2 separate regions of the Homo sapiens genome follow, and region 2 is linked to region 1. Evidence: read pairs that join two places in POLR2A ChIA-PET (ENCODE). Cell type or tissue: A673. All regions are shown on one strand.

Region 1 (4,000 bases):
GCTGCCATGGAATACACAGCAAGAAGGCCCTTGCCAGGTGTGCACCCCTAAACCTTAGACTTACCAGGCTTTAGAGCTGTAAGAAATATATTTCTATACCTTATAAATTACCTAGTTTCAGATATTCTGATATAGCAGCACAAAATGAACTAAGACAACCTAGCACAACAATCTAAGATGGGCTGATTCGAGGCTTTATTGAACCAAGGAAGAGAAAGACATTGTTGTCCCAGGCATGGCGCCTCACACACAAAACCCCAGAACTTCGAGAGGTCAAGGTGGGAGGATCAGTTAAGCCCAGGAGCTCAAGACCAGCCTGGACAACAGTGAGACTTTGTCTCTACGAAAGGAAAAAAAATTTTTTTTAATTAGCCAAGCATGGTGGTGCATGCCTGTATTCTCAGCTACTTTGGAGGCTGAGGTGGGAGGATCATTTGAGCCTGGGAGGCAGAGGTGGCAGTGAGCCAAGATCGTGCCATGCCACTGCACTACAGCCTGGGTGATAGAGTGAGACCCTGTCTCAGGAAAAAAAAAAAAGGAAAGAAATTGTCAGGTGGCAGAAGGAGTTGAAGTAGAGAAGTCAGAGACAGCCAGGTATGGTGGCTCATGCCTGTAATTCCAACCGGTTGGGAGGCTGAGGCAAGTGGATCACTTGAGTCCAGGAATTCATGACCAGCCTAAGCAACATGGCAAAGCCCTGTCTCTACAAAAAATATAAAAATTAGGCTGGGTACGGTGGCTCATGCCTGTAATCCCAGCACTTTGGGAGGTTGAGACAGGAGGATCACCTAAGGTCAGGAGTTCGAGACCAGCCTGGCAAACATGGTGAAACCCTGTCTCTACTAAAAATACAAAAATTAGCCAGTCGTGGTGGTACACACCTGTAATCTCAGCTACTCAGGAGGCTGAGGCAGGAGAATCACTTGAACCTGGGAGGCGGAGGTTGCGGTGAGCTGAGATCGTGCCATTGCACTCCAGCCTGGGAAACAAGAGTGAAACTCCATCTCAAAAAAAAAAAAAAAAAAAATTAGCCAGGCATAGTGACACATGCCTGTAGTCCCAGCTACTTGGGAGGCTGAGGCAGGAAGATTGTTTGAGCCCAGGATGCAGAGGTTGCAGTGAGTGATGATCGTGGCACTGTACTCCAGCCTGGGTGACAGAGCAAGACCCTGTCAAAAAAAAAAAGTCATAGACAAGTAGGTCTTGGCCAGGAAAGCCATGTGCAGGCCCAGAGAAGTAGGATCAGAGACCAAGAGAAGGCAGAAGCCTGACTGTAGGTAGAGGGGGAAGGAGCAATCCTATCCAGTGATGAGGAGTGGTGAGAAGATAGAGAATAAATAGACCAGTGAGTCCTAGACCTCTATCCTTCATCCTGCCTTTCAGTTCCAGTCTTTACAAGAAACTCCTTTGTACTTGAGCTAAATTGGGTGGGCTTCTGCAGCCCAATGAGCCTGACTCTACTGTGTTATCTTGGCAAGTCCCTGCCCCTCTCTGAGCCTCGGTCTGACTAGATTGTCTCTAAAGTCCTCTCCAGGTCAGTGTTCTTTCTGAACACTGTGTAGAGGGGATGGTTTTTAGGTTGTTGGCACCTGAGTTCAGTATTAGTTACAGAGTGCCCCTGACATCCTGGCTCCCAAAATAGCGTGGTGGCTGGTTAAAGAGCCTGTTAGAGGATCCAACACCCACCTGGCTTTGAACCTGAGACCCGCTGATACAATTCGACTCCTCCTTCGATTGTATCTTTTGTTGGATCACAAAGGAACTGAGGAACCAGGGCTGGTGTTTCTCCAGTGTCTTTTGGCTCCTGAATGCCCTACGTACCCCCTTAATACTTTTCTGGACCCACTTCAGCATTTCAGAGGATTTCAGTGCCAAATCTGCTCTAAAAAAAAGTGCCACTCCAGGAAGAATTTGAACAAAAAAAGTTTCCTTCTTTGGTATTAAGATTTCCTGCCTTCCAGCTGTTTGGCTCTGAGCCTGTGCCCTGCCTTCATCCTCCTAAGCTAACAACTATGTTGATAATAATACTCCCTTGCTTTTGTATGGTGTTTTGCACTTTTCAGAGCATTTTAACACTTATCATCTTACTTGATGAAAAAAACTCAGGCAGGATGGACAAGAAGGAGAGGCAGAGGATAATACCTGGATAATATCTATCACTTCTCCCATTCCCTCTACCCCCTTAGGACAATTTATTTTCAAATAATGTAAAATAAATTATTCCTATGCCTTTTTTAAAAACAGGTGGAATTTTTTTTTTTTTTTGAGATAGAGTCTCTCTCTGTCACCCAGGCTGGAGTGCAGTGGTGCAATCTCAGCTCACTGCAACCTCTGCCTCCCAGGTTCAAGTGATTTTCCTGCCTCAACAACCTGAATAGCTGGGATCACAGGTGTGCACCACCATGCCCAGCTAATTTTTTAAAAATTATTTTTAGTAGAAATGGGGTTTCACCATGTTGGCCAGGCTGGTCTCGAACTCCTGACCTCAGGTGATCTGCCCGCCTCAGCCTCCCAGAGTGCTGGGATTACAGGTGTGAGCCACCGTGCCGGCCTAATATAAGGTGGAAATATTGAGATTGAACTTGATTAAGTGACTTGCCCAAGGTCACAAAGCAGGTTGATGGCTCAGTAGGATCTATAAGGCTTACAATCAAGGATCACACTTGGCCGGGTGCGGTGGCTCATGCCTGTAATCCCAGCACTTTGGGAGGCCAAGGCAGGCGGATCACGAGGTCAGGAGATCGAGACCATCCTGGCTAACACGGTGAAACCCCGTCTTCACTAAAAATACAAAAAATTAGCCAGGCATGGTGGCGGGCGCCCGTAGTCCCAGCTACTTGGGAGGCTGAGGCAGGAGAATGGCGTGAACCCAGGAGGCGGAGCTTGCAGTGAGCTGAGATCACACCACTGCACTCCAGCCTGGGTGACAGAGCGAGATTACATCTCAAAAAATAATAAATAAATAAATAATTAATTAAAAAAAAAGGATCACACTTAATGTTTATAGTCATTTTCTCAAGACCTGCCCAACCCTATTTTGCACACTGCTAGCCAAGGCAAGGGACCTTGAAGAAAAGTCGTGTTCTTGACATGTATGCCCCTTTGGTGCCTGCAGGGATCATTCATAATCTTAACCTGTACCCTCTACAGAGACTTAGCTGTCCCACAGTGGCTTGCGAAGCACCAGGAGGTCACAGAAGTAAGCTAGGTTGGATGTAATGTTTTCAATACTGTTCCTTGGGTAATGGCAAGAATAAATTCTGTTGGAAAACACTGTTTTCTTGTTTTTCTTATGGAACACTTGGCAGAAGACAGAAAAGGTTGAGAACCATCAGTCTATCCCTCCCTCAGTATCTCTAAAAAAAAGGAAGCAGGGCCAGGTGCGGTGGCTTATGCCTGTAATCCCAGCACTTTGGGAGGCCAAGGCGGGTGGATCACTTGAGGTCAGGAGTTCAAGACTGTCCTGGCCCACATGGTGAAACCCCGTCTCTACTAAAAATACAAAAATTAGCTTGGTGTAGTGGCGCACGCCTGTAATCCCAGCTACCTGGGAGGCTGAGGCAGGAAAATCGCTTGAACCTGGTAGGTGGAGGTTGCGGTGAGCTGAGATTGCACCACTGTGCTCCATCCTGGGTGACAGAGTGAGACTCCATCTCAAACAAACAAACAAAAAAAGGAAGGTAATAGTCTCTTTCTCTCCTCCCTCCCTAAACTCTACTCTGCAGCAAGGACATCCTTCCCCGGCCCCTCTGTTTTGGGCCTCCTTGCCAACTGTGCTCATTGCTGCATTCCCACCTGGTCATTCCAGAGCCCATCCCTCTCAGCCACAACATGGAGTCAAGTTATCTTGGGAGGCAAGCAGTAAGCTCTCCATAACACAGTTCTAATAGCTGGGGACAGGTGAGGAAGCAGAAGGGAGTAGCAGCTTTCCCTGTGCTTGCTCCAGAGTCGGCGCTCACCCCTTGCCCAGTGCCTCAGCTGAAAGCTTAGCGGGCAGCTC
Region 2 (4,000 bases), 450 kb after region 1:
AGAAATTAAGTAAAATATCCAAAGTTAGTAAGTTAGTAAATAGCAGAGCCAGGATTTGAACCCAACTACTCCGTCTCCAGAGCTTTCATAACTAATCATCACATTAATATCGTCAAATATTTTATCACTCAGTCCTACCACACTGTCTCTAGGTAAGAAGGGTTGGAGTCATAAACTTGTGAAAGAGAGAAAAGAAGGAAGATGAAAACAGTAATTTGAGGCTCTATTCAAATTAGGCAACGACCTAGGCTGTCTATAAGGAAAAGGACAGGTGGGTAAGAGGAAATCCTAATCTCTAAATGTAGAGCACCTCAGTGCTCAGTCATTGCTTCTGTCTTCTTCTTGGTCCCCACTTTCTTCCTGTTAAATGATGACTGTCAATTTATATATCTAGCCAAAACCTCTGCTCAGGGTTTCATGTTCATATATCCAACTACCTCAGTCTATAACTCTACTTGGATGTCTAAGAAAACGTAAAATGAATAAGTTTAAGACAGTACTCTTGATTCTACTATTCCCTCCAAACTTGTTCTTTCCTCCAGTTATCCCATCTCAGTTTAATAGGTGGCACCCCTTATTAAACCCAGGTGCTCAGACCTAAAAGACTAGAAGTCATCCTTGATTCTTCCCTTTCTATCACCCACCAAACCCAATTAATCAGCAAGTCTTGATGGCTTTCCCACTTAATATATGCTAGATCGACCCACATTTCACCATCTCTACTGCTATATTACCCTAATTTAAGCCAGAGTCAAACTTTGCCTAGACAACTCCAACAGCCTTCTAACTGGACCTCAGCCCTCTACTTTTGCAGCCAGAATAATATGGTTATGTTTTTAAAAATATAAATCAGGTCACATTACCTTATGCTCAAATTTCACAACACAAAACAGATCTAAACTCTTTATTATTCATGTTTACAAGGCTTACATGATCTGGACCTTGCTTACTCCTCATTACTCATCTCTTATCACTCCCTTGTACCCCTATTCATTGGTCTTTCTGTTCTCAAATATACCAAGCTGTTTCCCTCTGCCTCAAACACCTTTTAATCAACTCTTTACAGTTAGTTATTTGCTGAGACATCACTTCCTCAGAAAGGTGTTCCTTGACTACTTTACCCAAAATAGACTCCTAAATCTATCCTGCTTCCTTCTTATTTATTCCTAGCCCCTATCACCATCTGAATTTTCTTTTTAAAAAGTTTAATGTGTATGTCTTCTCCAACTAGAATACAAAATCCTTGATAGTTTTATTGAATTAAGGAAAAAACCCTCCATTTATTAAATGGGTGCCAAGAATTGATGAACGCTTTATTATGTTATTCCACTTAATCCACAAAAACAACATGGGGAAGAATTTATTAATCATCTTGCAGGTAAGGGCACTGAAACTCAACGTTACAAGTCAAGGTAAAGCAACTTACCAGTAGTCACACAACTAAGGTAGTGAGTGGCTAAGTTAATATTACAAAGTCAGATCTCTTTTAATTCCAAACACAGGCTGCAAGTGCTCTGTGTTTACCAAGGATTCATTTTTTAAAACTTCATAAAGAACCACTTCTAAAGTGCTTCTAGGTGCTCCCAAGACTATGGGACCACTGGATAAGCTAGGGTCCATCTCTTTAAACTGGCCAGCTGATGAAACTGGATTTAAGAGTGGAGCTGCAGGCCGGGCACAGTGGCTTTCACCTGTAATCGCAGCATTTTGGGAGACTGACGCAGGAGGATCACTTCAGCCCAAAATTTAAAGACCAGCCTGGGCAACACAGTGAGACCCTGTTTCTACAAAAAATACAAAAAATTAGCTGGGTGTGGTGGTGTGTGCTTGTAGTCCCAGCTACGTGGAAGGCTCATGCAGGATGACTGCTGTAGCCTGGGGATGTCGAGGCTGCAGTGAGCTATGATTGTGACGCTGCATTCCAGCCTGAGTGACACAGCGAGACTCTGCCTCAATACATACATACATACATGTGGAGCAGCAGGACTATAATCTAATCATAGTCCATGCCCTCTGGTGGCAGGTAACAGAAGAGCATTCACACCAGGAATTGATCAGTGACAGAAACATACAAAGGATTCCTTTGAAGTTACTGTATATACTAAAGCATGTGACCAAATTTGCTGGGTAAGCAGTTTACACTGAGATCGTGACTCACTTGACTAGGGGCCTCATTAAAGGCTAGCTTCTACTCCAGCTCAGTGACTCTCAAACTTGGACTGGAATCCCCTAGGGAACATTAAAGAATACATCAGATCCACTCCCAGAAATCCCTATTTAACTGATCTGAAGTTAAGGCCTAGACCCTGAAAATTTTAAGAGCTCCCTAGGTGATTTTAACAGGTAGCCAAGTTTGAGAACTATGCTCTAGACAGCCCTCTTTAGAAGAAACAATCACAGTATTAAGTAGAAGAATCAGTCAGTAATAACAGGGAGCTGTGAGGAGAAGAGTGGCAGCTTTGAGATAACTGAGGAGAATCATTCTACTCTACTACATGTTTTATCCTTGGAGGACTCCACTGCAAAAGAGTAATATCCCTTATGAGAACAGAACACACATACGTATACATATACACCATGCAAGATTTTAATGGAAAAGGATGCTCTTCCAGAGCAATGTTTTCCAAATATAGACCAGTTGTGTCAGTATCTCAGGAGAGCCATTTTGCCATGCAGAATCCCAAGCCCCATTACCTAGAGCTTCTGATTCAGCAACTCTAGAAAGAAGTCCAGAGAAGGCCTGGGGAACATGGACACACAAACATATGTACAATTATATATAAATAATTTTATTTTTTTAATTTTATTTTGAAAAGTTATAAACCTAGAGAAAATAGCAAAAACTATATAATGAACAATTATGTACCCTTCAACTAGATTCAACAACTATTACCATTTTCCCACATCTGCTTTTCATCTACATATATTAATGCTTCCACCCCTGAACTATATGAAAGTTGGAGATGTTACGACACTTCACCCCTAAATATATCAGTATATTTGAAAAAAGACATTCCCCTACAAAATTGCAGTATTATCACACTCAGGAAATTTAATTAAAAATATTCTCATTTGTCCCTAAAATGTTCTTTAAAACTGTTGATTTTTAAATACAGGATCCAATCAAGAATCACATACTGCAATTGGTTGTCATGTTTCTTCAGTCTCCTTTAATGTAGAATTCATGTATAATAGTCCTGTTGCCTTTTGTTTGCTTTGTATGACACTGACATTTTTGAAGAGTCTGGATTGTTTTACAGAATGTCCCACAGTTTGGACTTCTTCTGATCGTTTCCTCATAATTACATTCATGCTGAAGAGCTTATTTATTTATTTATTTATTTATTTATTTATTTTGAGACAGGGTCTTTCTCTGTTGCCCAGGCTGGTGTGCAGTGGTGCAATCATGGCTCACAGCAGCCTTCAACTCCTGGGCTCAGGTGATCCCCCTGAGCAACTAGGACTAAGGGTGTGCACCACCACACCTGGCCAATTTTTCTATTTTTTGTAGTGATGGGGGACTTGCTATATTGCCCAGGCTGGTCTTGAATTTCTGGCCTCAAGTAATCATTCCGCCTCAGCCTCCCAAAGTGCTGGCTCTGATTACAGGCATAAACTGCTAGGCCTGGCCTGCTAAAGAGATTTGATAAAAAATATTATACAGGTGATGTGGAGTATTTCTCATTGCAATACTGCAGGAGGCACATAATGTCAGTTTGTCTAATTACTGAAGATACAAAATTTGATCACATGTTAAGAGGTGATTGACAGTGTTCTTCACTGTAATTTCCCTTTGTAATTTACAGGCAATCAGTGGAGAGAAACTTTGAGACTGTGAACATCCTATTCCTCAGTATGTTTTTTTACCTAATAGTTTAAGCATTTATTGGTTACTCTTGCCTGACTCAATTATTAAAATAGTTGCAAAAAAGTAATTTTCTCTCATTCCTTCTATATATTTTTTTTAGACAGGGTTTTGCTTTGTCCCCCAGGCTGAAAT

The links. Peaks named below come from ENCODE experiments on the same cell type or tissue, not always from the same donor. Only the 100,000 strongest peaks of a DNase experiment are listed, where the experiment ranks them.
Region 2: POLR2A ChIA-PET joins it to region 1 with 6 read pairs; 2 of 35 experiments call an interaction of 5 or more read pairs at or near these places.

Annotation. Positions count from the first base shown.
Region 1 is chr1:40,674,752-40,678,751 of GRCh38, forward strand. It overlaps a transcript of RIMS3 not described here. Among named protein-coding and RNA genes, the nearest start is that of RIMS3, 11 kb to the left of the region's middle. In A673, no CTCF peak of the experiment used is centred here; a DNase peak (open chromatin) is centred at 1,960; H3K27ac peaks cover 994 bases.
Region 2 is chr1:41,121,269-41,125,268 of GRCh38, forward strand. The region is part of intron 6 of SCMH1 (Scm polycomb group protein homolog 1); the gene reads right to left. Among named protein-coding and RNA genes, the nearest start is that of SLFNL1, 100 kb to the left of the region's middle. In A673, a CTCF peak has its summit at 2,013 (motif pointing left); a DNase peak (open chromatin) is centred at 2,113; H3K27ac peaks cover 424 bases.